3 separate regions of the Homo sapiens genome follow, and regions 2 and 3 are each linked to region 1. A link is a loop called in an ENCODE intact Hi-C map of the cell type or tissue named here. Cell type or tissue: OCI-LY7. All regions are shown on one strand.

Evidence for each region. Peaks named below come from ENCODE experiments on the same cell type or tissue, not always from the same donor. Only the 100,000 strongest peaks of a DNase experiment are listed, where the experiment ranks them.
Region 2: a loop joins it to region 1, with 9 times the contacts of the local background. A loop is called at or near these places in 3 of 110 quality-filtered maps.
Region 3: a loop joins it to region 1, with 8 times the contacts of the local background. A loop is called at or near these places in 3 of 110 quality-filtered maps.

What each region holds. Positions count from the first base shown.
Region 1 is chr22:33,187,128-33,195,127 of GRCh38, reverse strand. It overlaps a transcript of LARGE1 not described here. Among named protein-coding and RNA genes, the nearest start is that of LARGE1-AS2, 27 kb to the right of the region's middle. In OCI-LY7, a CTCF peak has its summit at 3,342; DNase peaks (open chromatin) are centred at 2,387, 2,747, 3,517, 4,727 and 2 weaker places; H3K4me3 peaks cover 3,350 bases; H3K27ac peaks cover 5,379 bases.
Region 2 is chr22:33,266,730-33,274,729 of GRCh38, reverse strand. LARGE1 (LARGE xylosyl- and glucuronyltransferase 1) reads left to right here. Exons shown (of 15, transcript NM_133642.5): 15 at 106-2,221. The coding sequence ends at 303. Among named protein-coding and RNA genes, the nearest start is that of LARGE1-AS2, 110 kb to the right of the region's middle. In OCI-LY7, CTCF peaks have their summits at 100, 313 (motif pointing right), 2,834, 3,035 and 2 weaker places; DNase peaks (open chromatin) are centred at 329, 1,669, 3,169 and 3,889; H3K4me3 peaks cover 4,038 bases; H3K27ac peaks cover 5,921 bases.
Region 3 is chr22:33,108,332-33,116,331 of GRCh38, reverse strand. It overlaps LINC01640 (long intergenic non-protein coding RNA 1640), which reads right to left and starts at 7,803. Exons shown (of 4, transcript NR_134617.1): 1 at 7,707-7,803; 2 at 7,099-7,229; 3 at 5,689-5,923; 4 at 38-124. It also overlaps a transcript of LARGE1 not described here. RefSeq lists an enhancer at 4,894-6,093. In OCI-LY7, no CTCF peak of the experiment used is centred here; DNase peaks (open chromatin) are centred at 3,511 and 4,661; H3K4me3 peaks cover 1,086 bases; H3K27ac peaks cover 4,018 bases.

The sequences.
Region 1 (8,000 bases):
ATATGACGGTTCTAATAACTTGATACAGGCACATATACTACACCACTTCCTGATAAATGCTTGAACACAGATTTTAAAAAATAAATAGTTGGTTAATTTATTCCTTTAATGTATTATCCCCTTAGCAAGCTGAAAAACCTTGGGCAACTTTAGGGTGTTGACAGGGTAGTTAAAATATCGGAGCAATGAGTTGTCTAGAGATTTGGGGAATAGCAGATGGTTAAGACTCTGGGCTGAGAGTCAAGAGAAGCACTCTTTCTATCAACCTAGGTGTAATGCTGACTGGTCTGGCAAAAGTCACTCCTTCACTCTGGCTCTCTATTCCCCTTTCTGTAAGATTACGCAGTTGGAATATGGAAGTTTAGGAGTCTTCCAGCACTATCATTCCGTGTCCCTGGCATCTCAAGAATGTGGCCTGCAGGGTGGGGCTTGAGAAGAGGCCAGAGAAGAAGCAACAAACCAAACTTTGTCTACTTCCAAGGCCCAGTTTTGACCCTTAATCTTAGTAGAGACTGCAAGAAGTGGATGGACAGAAGTTCTTAACATTCAATGTCAACTTCTCTTAATATCTATACTAAAAATATTTCATATAACCCAGACATTAGGCTCAGAAGAGACTAAAATCCAAAATTTAATCAATTGAATAAACTCTCCATCTCTAAACCTTGAAAATCAAATTGATGGGATAGGAAAATGACAGCTAAAAAAAACTTGGCAAATGACCTTCTGTCCTTAAGTCTGGATATCTGAGGAATGACTAAGAGTTCATGCCGTGCAAGTCTCAGGTAAGTTTATATGTTAAGGACGATTGCAATAAAATAAGCCATTTATCTTTGTTTAGAACTCTTTTCAAAGCACTTTCTTCTGCAATTAATTTATGCCCATAACAACCCCAGGAAACAATTTCACCATAACTTTGGACAAAGAAACATATTTCATTTAGCTATACCATAGATTTTGAAACAGAAGAAGTCAAATTGGGGCCAATTCTCTTTTAGTCTTTATGTAAATAACTGTGAATTATAAAAAGTAAGTATAAAAATTTATGACATGAATAATGCAGACAGTATAAAATTTATCATATTTTGTTAAATAATATATTGTTTTAATAATGTGACATCTATGTTTTTATATATATGTAAAATTATATATAAAATATAAACATATATAACATATAAAACATAATCTATAACATATTTAATATATATAACATATATAATATATAAAACATATATAATATATAAAACATTATATATAATATATAAAAACAATATATATAAAACATATGAACACATATATATATAAATTACTTTTTATAGTCTCACTCTGTCACCCAGGCTGGAGTGCAATGGCAAGATCTCAGCTCACTGTAACCTCTGCCTTCCGGGTTCAAGCAATTCTCATGCTTCAGCCTCCTGAGTAGCTGGGATTACAGGCATGCACCACCACACCTAGCTGATTTTTATATTTTTAGTAGAGATGGGGTTTCACTATGTTGCCCAGGCTGGTCTTGAACTTCTGGCCTCAAGTGATCTGCCCACCTCATGCCTGACCTCCCAAAGTGCTGGGATTACAGGCATGAGCCACCGTGCCCGGCCGACATCCATATTATGTTAACCAGATGTGTAATGCACTGTATAGCACATTAATGCATTCTGATTATCTTCCTGATTTCTTATATCTATCTCTGCTTCTTTCTTTATCACTCTACTCATATGTGATTTGCTGTGATGTTCCTATTTTATCATTTCTTCCTTTGATTTCTTTACTGTCTCTCTTTTTGCTTTTCTCAATATTCTTTGAATGGTTTCCTGCCCATTCGTTCCTTAAACTCTCTTGCTTTTTCACTGATTATAATATTTTTAAAAAGTAATAAAATGGGTTGTACTTAGTGATTTAGGTTAAAATATCCAGAAATTAACTAAACTATACTTTTTTCATTCCTTTGTCTACCCACACTCTTCTCTCTCAGTCTCTCCCTCTTTATTCTTTTTTCCTCATTGCATCCAGAGTATTACACACACACATACACATACACACACACACATCATAAACAGAATCAGAATAAAGTTATATGTGAAAAATAAAAACAAATAAAATGAAAAGTAGGACAATGGAAAAATTAAAATGCAACTTCAAAATGTTAATTTATTAGTTAATTGATCTTCGACAAAGATACCAAGAACACACATTGAGGAAAGTACAATTTCTTCAATAAATGGTGTTGGGAAAACTGATTATCCACACATGAAGAATGTAATTGGACTCTTATCTCACCCCATACACAAAAATCAGCTCAGAATGAATTAAGGTCTTAAATGTAAGACCTGAAACCGTAAAACCACTAGAAGAAAACAGAGAAAAAGCCTCTTGACATTAATCTGGGGAAAGATTTTTTGAATATGACCCCAAAAGCACAGGCCACAAAAGCAAAAATAGACAAATAGGGTTTCATCAAACTAAAAAGCTTATGCATAGTAAAGGAAATAATTAACAGGGCAAAGAGACAACCCATGGAATGGAAGAAAATATTTGTTAACTGTACATCTGATGAGAGGTTTATATCCAAACTATGTAAGAAATTCATACAATTCAATAGCAAGTAAACAACCAGATTTTTTTTTAAGGGGAGAAGAACTGAAAAGACATTTCTCAAACGAAGACACACAAATGGCCAACAGGTTTGTGAAAAAAATGCTCAGCATCACTAATCATCTGGGAAATGCAAATCAAAGCCACAGTGAGATGCCACCTCACACCTGGGATGGTGATTATGAAGAAAGTTCTTTTAATAGGCAGTGGTTCCAATAAAGCATCAAGGAGATTTGAGGGTTGAGTTAACACACAAGTGAGATATTCATCAAAACACCTTTCGGATGTCTCAGTTCCTTCACCTCTAAAAGGGCAAATAATAATTCCTTTTACTGATGATACTCTTAATGATATGTAAAACTCTTCCACAAAATTTTATGTAGTCACTGCACTTGCCTTTCATAAACAATAGATACTAAGATTAGTTTTTAAGGTAGTTTTCTTAAAATCAGAAGAGAAAATGAAAAGATTTCTAGTTTGACCCTTAATCCAGGGTTGGAAAATAAGAAGTATATTTAGATATGCTTAATGTTCAGTTTTCATATAAGAATCTTCAGAAAAATATTTCTGATTATGCTTGAAGTCATATAAGAGCCCAGTTCTAAAAGGTTTAAGGATTCAGTCTGTGTTGATACACTAGTGGGGAAAATCTATGATTAATGTGCTTAGTGAACACATCATAAGAAATATGTTTCCATGGTTGGTTCTGTTCAATTTTAAATTTTTATGATTTTAAATATTTTAGTTCCTGTAATGTATTTTGGACAAAGAAACATGGACGCTGAAAGGGCCACTCACCAATGCCTACATGACCCTTCTAGAAACCCTGTAGATTATGTTGTGGCACTCACAGAGTTACACTCATGTCTGTGCTCACCTTGCCAGCACCACTGGCCAACATTTCAACAGCACCTGTAACTCTGGGGGCAGAGTGGTATTATGGGTGAAACCACGGACTAGGAATCTGAGGTCTCCTTTTAGTTCTAAATTTATCTGATCTCACCACGAAGCCCCTTTGAAAACCAATGACATTATTTCAAACACAGGGATTCTTGAACCTGGTTGTGCATCAGACTGACCTATGGGCTTTGCTAAACAGGGACCTCATTAAACATGTTAGTTCCTGGGCGCACCGCTCCAGAGATTCTGATTCAGAAAAGCCAGAGAATAGCCAAGATGCGATTTTATTTTTACTGTCTCTGTCAATGGTTCTAATAATAAGTAAATTTAGGAACTGCTGTTTAAATTCTTTTTTAGTTGTAGCAGAATGTACTTTTTACATAACTGTATCTGTTTCCATCATCATATCCCAATATTCATCTTTAACTCTCTATTTTATGTAATGAAACCCTATGGGCAGTTGTGTAAAATAATATTGAAAAAACATCTTATGAATGTATTCAATAATTCATTCAGCAAACATACATAAACTGTCAACTATGCTACACACTGTGAGAGTGCTTAAGATACCACATTGAAGAAAACACAGACTCACAGCCTAGTCAAGGAAACAGGTGTTTAAAAAGAAAAATTACAATTCATAATGCTAAGGGCTGTGATAAAACTTAGCACAAGGTGCTGCTATTACCAGGGTGCAGAGGAGAGAGTTTTACCGAATATGGGAAAGGCAAAAAAAGATTTCCCAGGATACAAGATGCTTAAGTTGAGCCTTGACTAGAAAAGAGAAAGTAGCAGTGAAGGGAGAAATGCATTGAGTATAAAATGCATGATTTCAAAGTCAACTATTTCTACCTTCTGCTTATTTTGGAGTCTAGGAATCCCTGGTTTCTATGGAGAACAAAGACCAAGAGCAGTAGAAGGAGATATTGAAAAACGTTCATCCCCACCAAGATCTGCATTTGTGGTGAAACTGATCGGACCCCTCCCAGTGCCCTTCTAGCCCATTGTCTTCAAGGAAGCCCTTTATAATACTCAGTTCCATTTCCATTTCTCTGGTGAAGGATTCACCTGTACCATCCCTAGTGTGTACCACTTTGGTTTTGAATTTGAGCTGTTTCAGAGCTGTGCAAATGTGGGTATTATGAGGAATGGCATCCATATGAGAAATAAACATGCTGTGGCCAAGGATGGCTATGAGCAGGAACCGCCATATTGCAGCTGGAGTGGTATTGCAGCTGCAGAAGGAGCTGTATTGCAGCTGGAGAAGGAGGACGTGGTCTGGCTGTAGTCTAAGCCATAGGAATTAAAGTCTGAAGAAGGAAATATTCAAACTCTGTTCTTTTTATGTACTCTATGGAAATTAAGAAGGCTGGGGAGTAACAGTACTCTTCCCAGTCTCCAAGAAGACCTGGTATTAAGAGCAAATCTTACTTTCCCAATTCTCTACATAATCCCCCCAGCACTATTGAGCTGCTGCTAAAAAAAAAAATGTTTTGTTTATACAGTGCTATCACTGCAGAGCTGAAAAATACTAACCAAGCTACACATCTATTCTCATTGCTTACTGCTAATTCAAGTCAGTTTTAAATATTAATTATCTCATAAAAGTATGAGCATGGATAATCCCAGTAGTGTAGACAGATGAACTAGCCTGGCTATTCCCTGGGGTTGCCCTTTGTCCCTTTGGACAACTTCTTGTGAATTCTGGTATCAAAAGCTTAGATGCAGCAAGCCTGGCTGTCCTTGCTGTGCCCTCTCCCTGCGATACTGTTACCTCCTCATACTTGTTTACCTTCGACTCCTAACTCTGGATCTGGGGCATATTGCGATGAATATTCCTTGCTTCTGTGAATGTGTGGAAAACTGATGGAACAGTCTGTGCCCTCTCTTCCCAGCTGACCATCTCACCACTCCATTTCCACAATGCTCTTTCCCACATGCCAGCAGCAATGGGGCTTGTCCTCCATCCTTACAACCTCCATATGGGGAATCATGTGGCAGTCTTCATTATTGGAACCACTCACAAATTTTACAAAGATCTGTTAATCTTGGAGATCCTTTCTCTAGTTAGGGAAGTAGAGGTCATGTGGTTATCCCTTCTTTCAACTAGAAAGCAGCGCAATAAAAAGAGTGAGTATCGTGAGTGTGTGTATGTGCGTGTGTGTGTGTGTGAATCAAGAAACTCAGAAAGAAAAAGGCAGAATGTCCAAGATTTTTCCACCATCAGATAACTGAGGATGATTTAGTCATCCATCACCACCTTGACTAGGGAATTTAGTGAGTTTGTTTGTCTTGAGGAAAATCCAAGTCACTGTGTACTGGCCAAGCCATTACAATGGGAGCATGGGGGACTTCATTCTGGGACGACAAAGCCAGCATTGTATGCATTTGCCTCCTCTTGGCATGGCTGTGCTAATTCTTATCAGGATGTTGTCCTGTGAGGCACACCAACGGCTACTGTAGAAATGAGAAGAAAGGTTAATATTCCCACTCTTTCCAGCTTTGTGGACCTCTTGGGATCTCAGATGCTCTTAAACCATCAATATGGGGGTTGCCTGACTGGCCTGTATTGCCTAGTCTTTCTGGCTCTGCCCAGGGATCATAACTTTACTGGGCACCCAACCCTGGCTGAGAGTGCCCACACCTTGTGTCCACGATCACTGAAGCCCATTGGGTGGACAATGTTGGCGACCACCTTGACATAGCCCATGACTGCGCCTATTTTATAGGTTACTGCTGACAGGCAATAGAGAGATGCCCTTGTCCCACAACCTCCTGCAAGTGCCTTCCTGGAAGTCAAGAAACTCAAAGCAGGCAGATCCCCTCACATGAGATCCAAATTGGCAGTGGTCCAGCTATCATATAGGGTAGTTCAGAGTATGAGTGTGGGCAATAGGACTCCCATGAGAATGAGACTGGCAACTCCTCCAGCTCCAATTGTCATTATATCTAAGCAAGTGATTCAGTGCCTGGTTCCCTTCTGCTGTGTGCTTGTATTTAGAGTCCAGATGGCTTTAGTCAACCTCATTGTTCAGCCATTGAAGGTGCCCTGCAGTGACCCCCACCTTAGTTGTTGCTTTAGCTACTCTTTGTAATGTTCTCTCAGCCCAGCAGCTTGAGGATGATATGAGTCATGCATCCTCTATTGGATGCCACAAGAGGCTGCCTATTGTTGAGTAGCATTTGCAGCAGGCCCGGTGTGAGCTCAGTCTTCTGTATCCCATTTCCCCTTAATGATGGACCTGTGTTGTACCTGCCCCTCCTTATTTGTTGGGATAGAATTGACCCGGTTCAAAATGAGCAGATTGGGCCTCAGCAACATGGTGGGTTCGTGAATTATGCATCCTGTCTCCATTAGTGTCCAGTAAGAGTTTCTCGTTAATTTCGTGTCTTAGTCTGTCTGGATTGCTATAACAAAATACCATAGGATGGGTGACTTATGAACAAGAGTATTTATTTATTTATTTATTATTTAATTATTATCAGCAAAAACATTTTCTTTTTTGGAAAAAATTTTTAATTGATGCATATAAGTTGAGTATGTTTATTATATACAATATGATGTTTTGAAATATGCATACGTTGTGGAATGGCTAAATCAAGCTAATTAATATAGACATTACCGCACACACTATTTTTTTGTGGGAGAACACTTGAAATCTATCCTCTTAGTGATTTTTTTTTTTTTTTTTTTTTTTTTTTTTTTTTTTTTTTGAGACGGAGTCTCACTCTGTTGCCCAGGAGAGTGCAGTGGTGCGATCTCAGCTCACTGCAAACTCCACCTCCTGGGTTTACGCCATTCTTCTGCCTCAGCCTCCCGAGTGGCTGGGACTACAGGCACCCGCCACCATGCCCGGCTAATTTTTTTTTGTATTTTGTTTCGTAGAGACAGGATTTCACTGTGTTAGCCAGGATGGTCTCAATCTCCTGACCCCGTGATCTGCCTGCCTCGGCCTCCCAAAGTGCTGGGATTATAGGCGTGAGCCATCGCGCCCGGCCTCCTCTTAGTGATTCTTAAGACTACAGTGCATCATTATTAATTATAGTCACCATGTTGTACAATGGATCTCTTGAACTTATTTCCCTTATGTAACTAAAATTTGCTATTCTTCTACTAACATTTCCCCACCCCATCCCACCTCACTCCCATCCCTGAGCACTGGTAACTACAATTCTACTCTCTGCTTCTATGAGTTCAACTTATTTAGATTCCACATATAAGTGAGATCATGCAGTATTTGTCTTTCTATTTCTGGCTTATTTCACTTCACATAATGTTCTCCAAGTTTGTACATGTCACAAATGACAGGATTTCCTTCTTTTTAAAAGCTGGATAGTATTCATTATGTACATATACCACATTTTCTTTATTGAGCTTATTCATTGATGTGCACGTAGTTTGATTCCATATCTTGACTACTGTGAGTGATGCTGCAATGAACATGGAGGACCAAATACTTCCTCAACAAATCGGTTTCATTTCCTTTGAATTTATACCCAGTCGTGGG
Region 2 (8,000 bases), 80 kb before region 1:
TTATCAAGTCATTCATTCACTAGCCATTCAATCATTCGCTTGGGCCTTCATCATGCATGACCCTCGGCTCTTGCGGGTTCTCACGCTGCTCTTGTCTTCTTCCAGGAGTATGAGTTCATTGTGCTGCCCAACGCCTACATGATCCACATGCCTCATGCCCCCAGCTTCGACATTACCAAGTTCCGTTCCAACAAGCAATACCGCATCTGTCTCAAAACCCTCAAGGAAGAGTTTCAGCAGGACATGTCCCGCCGCTACGGCTTTGCTGCCCTGAAATATCTCACAGCCGAGAACAACAGCTAGCACCAAGAAGCCCACCACTAGGGGGAGACATGCTGTAGGGGAAGTGCCACTCGCTGTTTGGGGCCCGGCCTTCAAATTCAAAATTGAGCCATGCTTTTTCGGTTTGTTTTTATTTATCTCTTTGGCCCAGCCAAGCTGCCCTCACTACAGAGACCTTGGACAAGGATCCAGCCAGTCCCTCTCTGCCCCACAACCCTGCATTCCCAGAGGTTAGCTATGCAGCCCACCTAGATGAGTCTCTTCAAGAATGGGAAATCAAGGGGTGACAGGGAGTAAAAGGGTTATCATCTTACTGCAAAGCCACAAGATCAGGGCAGGGCTTTAGGATGTTCTGGATGCTTTTTAATAATTATGCTTCCCATCATAACTGGGGAGAAAGGGAAGTCAGGGTTCTAGGGGTTATTCGTCCCAGGAAATAGAAGTGAAATTGTCTTTATTAAGTGAAAACTTTCCCCTTTGCCCTGCAATGTAGCTGGGCATTCAAACGGAGGGCAAACCGATGATCTAAACCAACCACTTGGAAAAACCCAATGGGGACATTGTAACCAGAGGGTCCTGGAGGTGGGGTTGATGGGTTTCCTTATCCCCAAAGTCACTCCTGTTTTGTTTTGTTTTTCTTTGGGGGTTTTGTTTATTTTTGGGGCTGGCAATCCAAAATAGAAAATCTGATCCTTTGAGGCTCTAAAGGAAAATCAGCTGCCTCTACCAACCACCCTCTATCAGCAGTGGCCCAGGAAGGAGGTCAAGCATCTTCGGCCGATATTTAAACATGGGCAGCTTCCTTCAGGATGATCACCGAGGCTCCCGTGACTTTGAACTCCCTACTCTCCAGAATCCAGGGGCTATAGCGATGGGGACTGCGGAATTACGAGGGCTGGCTGTTTTACACCGGTCACATTTTCTATTGGCAGTGACTGATTCATGGGAAAGGGCTTTGAAGGAACTACTTCAGTGCACACACAAGGTACGAACCTCTCAGGCCTTTCGAAGAACTTTCATAATTCATGAAAGCCCAGTTCTGAAGATTCACGTATCCATCTGGAGACCTACAGGAAGAAAGTGATTGGGTTCCTCTGGTTCTTGCCTGCTTCACTGTGGATGGGAAGAGGTGACAACCTCAGTCTCCCTTTGGGACCTGTCCAAGGGTAGGCAACCACCTTCACCTTCACACAGATTGAGGAGACACTGGACTTTTTACCCATTTTCTTTAATCTTCAATATTAATATTGTGTTTACATTGATGAGAACAAGAGTTAATGCCCTACCCTCTGCTGGGCTGTTTGTATTGAGTTGCAATGTGACCAGCGAAAGCTGCATTTAATAAATGAAAGTACAGACTGTTTCTTCCCCATTCCCCTCCCACTCTTGCAGGAAGCTACTGAGACACACCTTGACATAGAGAGCTAAATTGCAGTGGATAAACAGCAACTTCACACTTTCTGTTCCCCCATTCTATTTTTCTCATCATTTGAACTTTAGCCTTTTTTTTCCCCTTTTGCCTGAAGTTAGATCCCACTCTGTCTCTAACTCAAACCATCTTCAAGTTTTCCATTCCGCATCTTTCTCAACACTGGAGCCAGATGTTGTCTTCTACCAGATGTGGGCTAGGAGGGTAAATCCTGGTAATCAATTGTAAAGGGAACATCCCATCCTTGGGCCTGGTAGTCATGTGGGACCCTATAGCAATCCGGTTTGTGAGATCACTCACGATGTTACATGCTCAAGTGGATGTTACACGGAAATTTATACAAGAATTAGGAAAATTACCATTAGGACTAATTTTTGCATAGATCTAGCTAGGCTTATGTATGTATGTAAATATATATGTAGACAGAGCATACAAGTATATAGCCTATATACAAAGCATTTATAAATAAAAAGTGACATATATGTATAAAGCAGAACAAAAATTTTGAAAGTACATGTCAAAGTCCAATTTGTTCAGTGGTGTGCCAGGCCAGCTTCTACATGCTCACAAGGCCTTTTTGGGCATATTTCCAGTTTCCACGTTCAGTGATTCCTCTGTCCCCATCCCCAAGAGCTAGTTGTTAAATATTTACCAGCAGCATATCATTGACTTTCTCTCTCCCCTGTGTACACACAAGCACACACAGACAGATACACAGATACAGAGGCACTCACTAATTTCTCCTCCTTCCCTAGAGAGGACCACTGTTAGGAGATGTACACATACCGATACAGGTTTTGAATTAATCATTACCAGCTACTTGAGCCAAGTGAAAACCTGATGGTAGCACTGGTTCCTCAATGTTAAAAATCCATTTTTAATTCCCTAAAGCCTTTTTATTTTTAAAATTTTGCTTGGCCCCTGACTCATGCCCAGCCACCTTGCTTTCACTTGCATTTTTATGGGCGTAGCTGGTGACCATGTAATTTGTCATCTAAATCGGGTCACTTCTGAGAATGAAAGGTGCTAATTATTTTTACACAATAGGCATAAACTAGAAGATGATGTACCTTCACGTACAGTGAATTTATTAAGGCCAGAAACTGATACTTCACACCAACAGGAGAAAATCCTATTTCCCCAAAGACAGGTGCCTTACACTGTAAGCCAATCTCACTGAAGGCTGGAGCTCAGACATTGGCGGATGCCCAACTTCAACAGAGAGGCTGCCAACCCAATGGAGGCTGAGGTCCGCAGAGCCAGCAGCCTGCATTCCCAGAACTTACACTGGGAGCAGCAGTTCACTGCCAGCCCCAGCTTATGTGTGGGGAGCTGTAGCCATTTGGGCAGAGGTAATTGCAAAAGATGTTGATTTCTTTGCATCAATTCCCTGGGGGGTAAAACAGGCCTTTAAATGTGTCACACAGATGTTTTCATGCTTAAATAAGCCAATACTAATCTTGGCTTTCAGTTGAGAGGAAGGACAAGGTTCCCTCATTTGGTCCCCTTAACAGTCAGTGTGGAGGGGAACTGAGATGTTTTCAGTAACCACTATGTGCAGAAGCCTTTGGCAGGCATGAGTTCACCGAACCCTTGGAGCAAAACTGCAAAGTGGATATTAACATTTCTACTTGGGGAACCTGAATGCATTCTGTGTAATTAAGTAACTCCTCCAAATTCACATGGTTAATATATGGCAGACCTAGAATTTAAATCAAATCCTACTTCTTTGAATCCAAAGGCACATAACCTGCAATGCTACTTCCTTTCCCAATAAGAAGGAAACAGATATGAAACAGTGACAGACAAGAGAATTTGAACCTATGTAGGAAGATTCTTGGATTTCTAGTCTTCTTCCTTCAACATCCATCCAATAACACACACAGTCCAGACAGCAATCTCCTAAAATATGCCAAATCTTGCTATGCTCATGGACTTCCTGAAAATTAATTTGAAATAGACCTGGGTGATCTATAATCATATTCAGACAGCTGGGTTCCACTCTAGGGGATAGTAATTGATTCTCTGAATGCTTCTCCTGGGTTGTTTCTTAGATTACATGGCTCAGGTAGAGACACTAAGTTTTAAGCTCTCCCTTGTACCCTGACTTAGCATGCTGCTTCAGAGTGATCTCTCTGAATGTGTTGAGCTGATTTACAGAGCACATATTTGCTGAGTTGACTAATAGCCTCTTTGTGCCCCATCATGAAAGGACAGACCCTACTTTAATTCTGTTCCTTTCAAAGACTCTACTGTCTTTGAGTTAAGGCTTCATTTGTGGTCACCAGGCCTTTAGGGAGCTCTGTGTTAGTGAAAGAAATGTGATTCAAATCCCCTCTCAGACACAGCTCCTTCACACTCTTGGTAGAGATAATAAGAACTACCCTTTATTGAACCAAGACTTCTATGGTAGTTGGCAATGATGGATCCTCACAGCTATGTTATAAAATAAGGGAGGTATTATTATCCCCATTATTTAGCTAATAAAACTAGCTCCCAGAGAAATTAATGTGACTTGCCCAAGACCACACAGGCTGCTAATGGAATGCCAGAATTTGAACCAAAATCTGGCTGGCTTCAAAAACCCCTGTCTTTCCACTAAAATGTGCTACTGCCTTCCCATACAATACTGAAATCAGCTTAGCTGCGAGGCTTGTACAGTCGTATCTTCATGTACTTCATATACTTCGTTTTCCTCATTTTTTTTAACCCTAAGGGTTTATTATTCAGCTTAGTGCCATTCAAGTTTATGAAATGTCACTTATCTGCCATATGCATTCTAAGAGGTTTCAGACCCATAGGATCTAATGTCGGATATACCATGATCTTTGTTTCCATTCATTTAACAAAACTCCTTTTAAGAAGTGTCCTTTAATTTCAAGAAATAACTGGTGATATCCAAAAGGAGGTAATGGGGGTGCCACAAAAATGTGGGGTTTCTGACTGTGAATATTTAATGGATTTGGTCATTGGTTTGTTGTAACACATTCGTATAGTCTTTTTTTTTTTTTTTTGAGACAGAGTCTTGCTCTGTCACCCAGGCTGGAGTGTAGTGGCGCGATCTCGGCTCACTGCAAGCTCTGCTTCCCAGGTTCACACCATTCTCCTGCCTCAGCCTCCCGAGTAGCTGGGACTACAGGCGCCCGCCACCACGCCCACCTAATTTTTTGTATTTTTAGTAGAGACAGGGTTTCACCGTTTTAGCCAGGATGGTCTCGATCTCCTGACCTCATGATCCGCCCACCTCGGCCTCCCAAAGTGCTGGGATTACAGGCGTGAGCCACCGGTGGCTCAGGTTAATATAGTCTTAAGAGATAATGTCTTCTGGAATGAAAAAATGTCAGGCAGTTCTGGGAAAGTGTTTCCCAAGGTGTCGTACCAAGGCCATCTGATCAATGAGGCCAGGACAATGTCATGAAATGATTGACAGGGCTCACTGAGAGCAAAGCTTTGACAGATTCCTGGGTAAGTGGTGCTGAAGAAAGAAAATAAGGGCTCTAGTGACATCAGTAATTTCACTGCACTTTTTATCATTTTTTTCTGAATTCCACAAGTAATGTATTGAGCATCTACTCATTGGTGGACATTATGAATGCAACAGTGAACCAGGTACAGTCTACTTTCATGTAAGTGCAATTCATTAGACAGCAGAAAAGTAAACAGATAATGCCAAGGCTGGTTTCACCTTAAGACTTTCACAGAAACGGTTTTAGTTTTGTTTTAGTTTCATTTATTTTTGAAACTGTAAGTTTGAAAACTAACAGGAAAATTGCAAGGATAATACAAATAACTTTATCCCTTACATTTAGATTAACCATTTGTTAACATTTTGCCACATACTCTTCATAGTTTTTTTCCTCAAACATTTGAAAATGAATTGTAGATACCATGCCCCTTTAAATTTAAATACTTTAGTGTGTATTTTTTTAAAACATAACATTGTCTTGTATAACCAAAATACAAGGGTTAAATTCAGAAGTTGTTTTGTTAGTTCAGTGTTTTGAATGAAAAATAAACATGCATACACAAGGCTATGCATATGTCTGTATGCATATGTAATTTTTTGAGTTTATTAATGTTATATAGCATATTATGTGACAAAATTTTATGGCAAGTAGTGCTAAAAAGCCAGATTCAGAAGGTTTACCATCCACATGTATACATTTCTGAGATGATTCAATATGTGGGTCCCTAAGGCAATGTGTACTATAATATGTCACTAACTTAGTCGCCTTATTACCAGACAATGAAAGTGATTATTTTCTACCTGCTTAAAAGTTTTATAACAACTAGGCCGGGCGCGGTGGCTCATGCCTGTAATCCCAGCACTTTGGGAGGCCGAGGCAGGCAGATCACGAGGTCAGGAGATCGAGACCATCCTGGCTAACATGGTGAAACCCCATCTCTACTAAAAATACAAAAAATTAGCCGGGCGTGGTGGCGGGCACCAGTAGTCCCAGCTACTTGGGAGGCTGAGGCAGGAGAATGGTGAGAACCCGGGGGACGGAGCTTGCAATGAGCCAAGATCGCGCCATGCACTCCAGCCTAGGCAACAGAGTGAGACTCCATCTCAAAAAAAAAAAAAAAAAGTTTTTTAACAGCTATTAAGATATTCATCAGTTTCAGTTGAAATGCTTTTTGTGTTAGAATGCGTGTTTATTATGTGTGGATATAAATGTGAACCTTCATAGTTTTTTTAGTTTCTCAGATATGCAAGGAGAAAAGATACATCAAAACGGCGATGTAAGAATTTTTGACTTTTGCGGGCCGGGCATGGTGGCTCACGCCTGTAATCCCAGCACTTTGGGAGGCTGAGGCAGGCGAATCACTTGAGGCCAGGTGTTCCAGACCAGCCTGGCCAACATGGTGAAACCCCATCTCTACTAAAAATACAAAAAATAGCCGGGCACAGTGGCAGATGCCTATAATCCCAGCTACTCGGGAGGCTGAGAGGAGAATCGCCTCAGCCCAGAAGGCGGAGGTTGCAGTGAGCCGAGATCGCGCCACTGAACTCCAGCCTGGGCAACAGAGCAAGACCCCGTCTCAAAAAAAAAAAAATTCTTGAATTTTGCCATTATGTATGGGTCCACATAATCTAGCTCATTAATATTCCAGCTTTGAATCTTCACCCTCCCCAAAGATTATATAATACTTAGGTAAAACTAAGTGACTTGGTTCCTTTCCCCATGAATGTTAAGATCAACATTTAATATTGAGAAGATCAGAAACATCTTCTACGTAAGTGATAGAAAACTGCGTCACCCTACTGATTCCAGCACCAATGCAATGGGAGCGCATAGAGGCCTCTTTATGTGCAGCGGCCTAGCAATCGGCCTCAAGGTAAAAAGCTCCACTTAGAAGTCTCTGAGAAATGCCTCTGTTTTCTTGGTGGTCCCTGGGTACTGGGTCACAATCGGCTGATCACTCTCAGACCCCCGAATCCCAGGAAAACCTACGTAAGTGATGCCTTCTGCAGTCTAGTGCATCTTGTAGTAAGCGAAAGGCAATTCTGAGCTTCACAATTTCATTAACTCTGAGTTATTTGAACATAACCCATGTCTAATTCAGCAGAAAGAAATTGATGGAAGACTTTGATGTAATCCTGTCCTTTGACAACAGATCTGCCTTCAACGTTCTAATATTGTTCAGAGCTATCTTTAAGCAATCGCAGCTACCATTAATGGAGCCCTTGGGCGCTGAGTGCTAAATTTGTTGCTTCCGTAGCTTACAGGACTCCCATGAGAGAAGGGATTTTTTGGGGTTTTATTTGTTTTCTTTTGAGACAGGGTCCCCTCTGTCGCCCAGGCTGGAGTGCAGTAGCACAATCTCAGCTCACTGCAACCTCTGCCTCCCCGGATTCCAGCAGTTCTTGTACCTCAGCCTCCTGAGTAGCTGGGATTACAGGCGAACGCCACCACACCCGGCTAATTTTTGTGTTTTTACTAGATACAGGGTTTTGCCATGTTGGCCAGGCTGGTCTCGAACTCCTGGCCTCAAGTGATCCACCTGCTTCGGACTCCCAAAGTGCTGGGATTACAGGCATGAACCACTGTGACTGGCCATGAGAAGATATTATTTACTAGACGAGGAAACTGAGGCTTGGTGAGATTGAGTAATTGGTGAAGCCACAAATCAAACTCTTTTTTTTTTTTCCTCTGACTCCAAGACTGTTCTCTACAGCTTCCTGAATGGGAGTGAAATGAATGTGAGGTATAAGGACAGGGAGCATGGAGTAAATCAGCAGACAGGAGTCTGTTGGTTGGCCTCATATGATGTTCCCAAACCCGTC
Region 3 (8,000 bases), 79 kb after region 1:
GTACCTTAAGGTTTGATCTTAGGTGGCTGGAAAACAGCAAATCTCCCCTCCTTTTGCAAAACGCCCTGTTAAGGATGGAGGGTTAGGAGTGCCAGTCGCCATCGACCTGCTGCAGTCAGAGCTCCTGCGGGAAAAGAAGGTGGATGGATCTGAAATATGGAGAGAAAGACGGTGTCCTGCCATTGTTTAAGTCCCTAGGTCCACCCTCGTCGATGTCCACCTTTGCCTGGCATCTGGAATATAAGATTGTTTTTTGGGTGCTGTCCTAGGACACCTAGTGTATTAGTTTTCTAGGGATGCCGTAACAAAATACCACAGACTGCATGACTTAAACAACAGAAGTTTGTTCGCTCACAGTTCTAGAGACTGGAAGTCCACGATGGAGGTGTCAGTAGGTTTGGTTTCTCCTGAGGCCTCTCTTTATGTCTTACAGATGGTCACTTTCATGCTGTGTTCTCACACGGCCTTTTCTCTATAGGTGCATCCCTGGTATCTCTTTTTTTTTTTTTTTTTTTTGAGACAGAGTCTTGCTCTGTTGCCAGGCTGGAGTGCAGTGGTGCAATGTTGGCTCACTGCAACCGCCGCCTCCCAGTTCAAGCAATTTTTCTGCCTCAGCGTCCCGAGTAGCTGGGACTACAGGTGTGTGCCACCATGCCCAGCTAATTTTTTTTTATTTTTAGTAGAGACGAGGTTTCACCATGTTGGCCAGGATGGTCTCCATCTCCTGACTTCGTGATTCCCCCGCCTTGACCTCCCAAAGTGCTGGGATTACAGGCATGAGCCACCTCGCCTGGCCTCTTCTCTTCTTTAGAGGGACACCAGTCATATTGAATTAGGGCCTCTCCTTCATGGCCTTGTAGATTCTTTTTTTTTTTTTTCTTTGAGAGGTAGTCTCACTCTATCGCCCAGGCAGGAGCGATGGAGAATGGGTTTCACCATCTTAGCCAGGCTGGTCTTGAACTCCTGACCTCGTGATCCATCCTCCTCATCCTCCCAAAGTGCTGGGATTACAGCCGTGAGCCACTGTGCCCGGCCTGGCCTTGGAGATTGTTAGTAGGAAAATTCATATCCCCCACTTCTCATGTCTGCATATGCTAGGACTGCAACTGGAATATTTTTGAGCGCTTTAAAGGCCCTACTTCCAAATATGGTCATAATGGGGGGTCAGAACTTCAACATGTTAATTTGGGTGGGTGAGAGGCACAATTTAGTTTGTAATATCTACTATCCCACAGATGTAAACGACACACACCAAACATTCATCTATATCTCCCTCAGTTCTGAACTAGGTAGCAAATGAAAATAACATTTTTCAGGACACCAAGACCCTTCACATAGACCAAGGTAAGGCATATGAATTTAATTCCAAATACAATAAGAAAATTTCAGAGTTTAAGCAGAAAAGTAACACAATCTGATTTATAAGGATTACTCTGGCCATTGCATAGAACATCTGTTTTAAATTACTAAGTCTTTTTCAAGCCTATGTGACAAGATTCTGTTCTAAGTGCCTTAAAATGGTATGTTTTGTCCTCACTACCACTCTATGAGATTATTATCCTCATTTTGCAGATAAGGAAACTATGATTCAGGCAAGTGAAATTACCTCCCTAAGGCCACAGAGCCACTATCTGCCAATGCCAGAGTTCACACCCACTATGTTTAACTCAGTTAAATGTGAACCTGGCATAGAAACACATTTATGCAGTTGCTTCAAAAGTAAGGGAAGATACACAAGAAACTATCAACAATATCTGTCTCTGGATGATGAGTTTTTTTAGGCATAATGCAGTGTGAAGAAGTAGCAAATAGAAGTTAAGAGCTGTGTTGTGGAATTTATAGATAATAATAACTAAACATGGGCATAAGCATGACTATTTTCCAGGCACTATTCTGAGTGTTTCACAGGTGTGAGCTCCTTGAATTCTCAGAACAGATCTGCCTGCCCTGGGAAGTCCGTTCTTTTTCTTCTAATGAACCTTGCTGGGATAAGTTATGTTGTCCTAACAAGACAGGATAGAAATACTACTGCTACCAATTATATTAATATCAGCTATTAGCTATGAGAGAGCAGGTACTATTATAAGCATTTAGCCTCTATTAGCTAATTTAATCCTTGCAACAGCCCATTGTCACTATTAAGATCTCCAGTTTTCGGCCGGGCGCGGTGGCTCACGCCTGTAATCCCAGCACTTTGGGAGGCTGAGGCAGGCGGATCACGAGGTCAGGAGTTTGAGACCAGCCTGACCAACATAGTGAAACCTCATCTCTACTAAAAAAAAAAAATAGAAAAATTAGCTGGGCGTGGTGCTGTGTGTCTGTAATCCCAGCTACTTGGGAGGCTGAGGCAGGAGAATGGCGTGAACCCGGGAGGCGGAGCTTGCAGTGAGCCAAGATCGCAACACTGCACTCCAGCCTGGGCGATAGAGCGAGACTCCGTCTCAAAAAAAAAAAAAAAGAAAATCCCTAGTTTTCAGAAGAGGAGCTGAGGCACACGGCTATATGGCTTGCCCAAAGACATAAAGTTAGTAAGTTGTAAAAGAAGATTTTGAACGAGAGTGTGGTTCTAATGTCTAAGCACACTTCAGTCTACTGGGAGAGAGAATTTGAAACTCAAGTCAGCCCAACCAGTTGGGTCCTTATCCTCTGTAACAGTTGAACCAACTGAGGCATAGGGAGATTAAGTAACTTGTCCAAATGAGCAGGTCATAGAACAAGCTGTGCAACTCTGGGCAAGTCACTTAAGCTCTCTTGGTCTTGGGCTCATTAGTTGTAGAATGGGTAAGTGATAATATGCACACAAGTTTGGGTGATAATTAAATGACGGCTGGGTGCAGTGGCTCACGCCTGTAATCCCAACACTTTGGGAGGTCAAGGCGGGTGGATCACCTGAGGTCGGGAGTTCGAGACCAGCCTGACCAACATGGAGAAACCCCGTCTCTACTAAAAATACAAAATTAGCCAGGCGTGGTGGCACATGCCTGTAATCCCAGCTACTCAGGAGGCTGAGGCAGAAGAATTGCTTGAACCTGGGAGGCAGAGGTTGTGGTGAGCTGAGATCATGCCATTGCACTCCAGCCTGGGCAACAAGAGTGAAACTCCATCTCAAAAAAAAAAAAAAAAAAAGATAATTAAGTGACGTAAATATACATAAGGCTCTAGACTTACTTCCTGCCATATAGTTGGTGCTTAAAATAGTTTCTATTGATAGTTTGAGTCTTAAAATGAGCATATATTCCTTTAAAACCTACAAAAACAACAAAACATTTATATTTTGAGTTGAACCCTAACATGTCATTTCTCTGAGCAACGAGACTTGAATGCATTTAATAGAGCATGACATTCTCTCACTGTATCTTCATTTCTCTTGGATTTTTATTTCCTCTGACCAATTTTAACACCTGCCCTCCTGACATGATGATTGATTTTCCTGGCAGAGAAGACAGAGACAAAGAGGACTACGGTTAGGGGTGGTACTTCTCCTGTGGGCTTTTTGTACCAGACTAAAAATAGCTTTTTCACACATCTGTGCTGCTTGCAGGCTTTTGTTTCCTGACCCTCTTCAAAAGGACTCCAGCCTGCTTGCCCCACCTGTTCACCATTTGGACACATTCTCTTTGTGTCCTAACTCTCAGAAGAGCTCACCAAGAGAGCACATTGACCTCTTTACACAACAACCCTTCCTACCTCTCTCTGTCCTTCCTCACCAGGACTATTTATACCTTTTAAACAAGATTTCAGTCTTGAAAAGGGCCTTTTCTGGCACTCACTGTCTATTCACTTATTTCATTCATTTAAGCAGCATGCCCCGAATGCGCCCTGTGATATTTGCCAACATGACTTCCACTACTAACAATGGTAATAGTCGCTTCCATCTTGCCAGCGCATACGATGTGGCAGATGCTGTGCTATGCGCTGTATATGCATTCTCTCGTTTAATCCCCTAAAAACTCTAGGATGCACATACTATTACTGTCCTCCATAAACAATGGGGAAAAATGTGAGACTTAACTCAGTGAAGGTTAAGTAACTTAAGTGAGGTTAAGTAACTTCCTTGAAGCCATAGCAAGTGGCACAGCCATCCACTTTTCTCGATCCCACTTTTGTCTTTCTGGCTCAGGCCACCACCCATCCTCTGGACTAGTTCATCAGCCTCCTAACTGGGCTGCCAGCTCCAGCCTTGACCCCCTGCAAACTATTCTCTACACAGGCACAGTAAAGTTTTAAAAACACATGTCAAGCTATTCCCTTGCTTAAAACCCTTCAATGGCTCCTCCCTTCTCTTGGGATAATGTGCTAAGTCCTTATATGGCTTTGAACCCTCAGATCTCAAGCCTTCATTTATTTCCCATATTCTACGTTCCAGCTATATTGGACTTTATTTGTCCCCAGGCCTTCCACTGTCTGTTCCCTCAGTTGTAACACTCTTCCTTGCTTTCCACTGTCATTCCTGGGAGAAAATAAAGGCATCTCTCTTGCTTCCCCGCCCCATAATTCCTCCAGAAGCACATAAATTCCTCAGTAATTTCATGCATTTATAAGGTTTCTATTACATCATTTATTTCATCACAACCCCCTACAGATGAGGGAGCTGACCTCAAGCAACCTTCTCAAAATCAGAGTTCTAGCAAGAGGCAGAGGTGGGATGCAAATGCATATGTCTCTCTGACTCGACACTGTGATCTTTCCTCTGATCTTTGTTGCCATGACGTTTTTTGAGGTTAAAAACAACAGTAGATAAATGAGTCTGGACGGGGGGAATTGTCAGTGAGGCTGAAATTAATCCAATCAGCTAGGGGAAAGGAATCTTATCCTATGCCTTTGGGGGTGGGAAGGTCAGGAGTTGGGCTCCAGCTGCAGAGTGGGTTTCTGCTTTCCAAATTAGGGTCTTTTCCTTGCCTACCTTTGTGTGGCTATAATCATAGAAGCTGTTTTATTAACGCCCTTGGTAAAGCCCAGCAAGATGATACATCCTTAGCAACAAAGGGTTAGCTGGGGCCAGTCCTACGGAGTCAGAGTCTCACAAGGGACACTTGGAGGAGAGCAGAAAGGAAATCCACCAAGGAAGCGGCGATCCTGAGAAACCAAGGTTCCAGAAATGGGCTTCAGAGGATTCTTACCACCTCTCCCCCATCTCTCCTCAACCCAGCCCTCACCCATTCACTTGGGGAAATTAGGGAGGTTTGATAATAACTACAACCAGCTCCTCCTAATTAATTGCCAGGTCTCAAAAGTCACTGGTGCCTAGTGGTATGATAAAAGGCTTAGTGTCTTTTATCTGTCTTGGGCCCCACCCAGTTTGGCATTCTTTAAAGCATGCTCAACACACATCATACAGCTTGATCTTTATATAAGCCTCCTAAAAGCAGAGCTTTTTTGTTTACCTCTGCCTCACATGGAATTTTCCCCTTTGTTGTTTTTATTATCTAAGCGATACATATTTATTATGAAAGAAATAGGCCAACAGAAAAGCAATGACTCAAACCACCATCAGCTTGGCATTGTGACTGATGACCAAATCTGCCACTACAACAGAATGCCAAAAACCTCCTGCCAGATGGTAAACAACTAGAAGAACCAAGTCTGCAGCCGTGCATGGTAGGAAGGCACGGATTGGGGAGTAGCCCCAGTTTGGACTTGGACTTGGAACCAAATTCCGCGCTGTGCGAACTGTGCAGAAATTCTTACTCAGACCGTTGGAACAATAAGGACATCTGTTGGCCCACATAGCAGGAAGCTTCAGGATTGGCTTTATCCAGTGGTCTCTGTGATGCTCCTGGCCATTCCCACCGCTGCACCAGTGTCACGCACAAGCTTCTTGTGAGGTGGCTGCAGTATCCCCAGAACTCATATCCACACACAGCAATGTCAGAGGATCAAACTGGCTCCTGCTGATGCTTTCTCCAGAGAGAGAGGACAATATCTGCAGAAGCCCCAGAAAATTTCCCCTTGCACCTTTTTTATTCAAAACGTACGCTCATTTCTGAACTAATCCCTACAGCTGGCAGGATGCTCTGCACTAATTGGCTTAGGCCTGAATTCTCCCACTGGAAATGGAGATGTGATTTCTGTGACTAGCTCACATTAATCAGGCCCCACCCCTGCAGATGGTGTGGGGTAGACATTGCAATGTCAATAGCAATTGTCTGGCCTTGAACAGGTTATTTAACTCCTCTGAGCATCAATGTCCCCACTTAGAAAATGGGAATAGTCAGACAGTTTTGGTGGTGGACAGTATCTGAGATAATTTATGTGAAATGACAAAATTTGATGCTGAACACTTAGGGGATGAGTAAGCGTGTTAGTTCACTTTGCATTGCCGTAAAGGATTCCCTGAGACTGGGTGATTTACAGAGAACAGAGATTTATTTGGCTCACGGTTCTACAGACTGTGCAATAAGCATGCTGCTGGCATCTGCTTCTGGTGAGGGCCTCAGGAATCTTACAATTATGGCAGAAGATGCAGGTGGAGCAGGTGGTGTCACATGGCAAGAGCGGGAGCAAGAAGGAGAGGAGGAGATGCCAGGCTCCTTTAAACAACCAGATCTCCAGTGAACTCATTATTGCAGGGAGGACACCAAGTCATTCTTGAGAGATCTGCCCACGTAATTCAAACATCTCCCACTCCCACTAGGCCCCACCTCCAACATTGGAGATCACATTTCAACATGAGATTTGGAGGTGGCAAACATTGAAACTATATCCATAAGTGAATAAATGTTTGATAAAATCCATTAATTAATTAATGGTAACTTTAGGTAGCAATAAGCAAATAAAGGTACATTTCCTCATCCCCTTCTGGCTGGACCTTTTGGCAGGCGATGACTTAAGAAGGTCCTTGAATCAGGCATGGTGGTGCATGCCTGCAGTCCCAGCTAGTCAGGAGGCTGAGACGGGAAGATCACTTGAGCTCAGGAGTTCCAGGCTGCAGTGTGCCATGATCATTCCTATAAATAGCCACTGCACTCCTGCCTGGACAACAGAGCCAGATCCTGTCTGTTAACTTTTTTTTTTTTTAATTTAAAAAAGAAAGTCCTTGAAACAGAGTTAAGCATGTCAAAAGTTTGCCAGAGAAAGCCCCAACTTTAGCAACCAAACCTGGCTTGTTAGATGGTAGAGAGATGGGGCTCTGTGTTGAGACTTCCTGGGTTTGAATCCAGAACCTTCAAATTACTGGCCAGGTGACCTTTGAAATGTGACCTCCTCTCCCCAAGCCTCAGTTTTCTCCTCTGTGAAATGGGTCAATAAAAGGCAACCTTCATTGAACACAATGTATTGGACAGACATTATTTTAAACATTTCACAGGTAGAATTTTATTAAATCCTTTCCACAACCTCATCAGCTTGACACTTTTATTACCTCATTATAAAGATAAGAAAACTAGGTCATGGGGAGATTAAGCTACTTGCCTAAATGTGGAGCCAGGACCTTAACACAAATAATCTAGCTTCAGAGCATGCATTCATAATAATTAAATTCTACTGCCTCTCAGTAATAATAGTAGACACCTCAGGGGCTTTTTGTGGTGATAAATGACATAATACATATGCAATGCTCAGGAGGCTCAGCAACAGTAGTATAATTGCTAATAATAATATTAGTAATTATTATTATTACTATGTGGAGGTAAATGATGTTTCCACATAAGCTCAAAACTTCCACCCCATTGTCAGAAAAATCTTCGCCATAGAGTTGATGTACTTACAGGATTCTACTAGTTCCCCTGTTTCCAAAGAAAAACTTCAGCTTTCCCTGATCCATCCCCCAACCCCCATCCTTCCTGCCCCACCGTGCACAGGGATGAGGCTGCTCACCCAGGTCTCTGTGACTCTGTTCATGTCATTACTTGTGATGGAACAACAGCTCTCTTCCCACCGTGCTCATGGGCAAACTCCTTTTCCTTCTGCAGAAAAACCACTCCTTCTTCTATGCCCTGGGGTCACTGGGGAGAGCTCTCCACTAACTTGAGCTGTAATCACTTTCAGTTGCACGTGTCTGT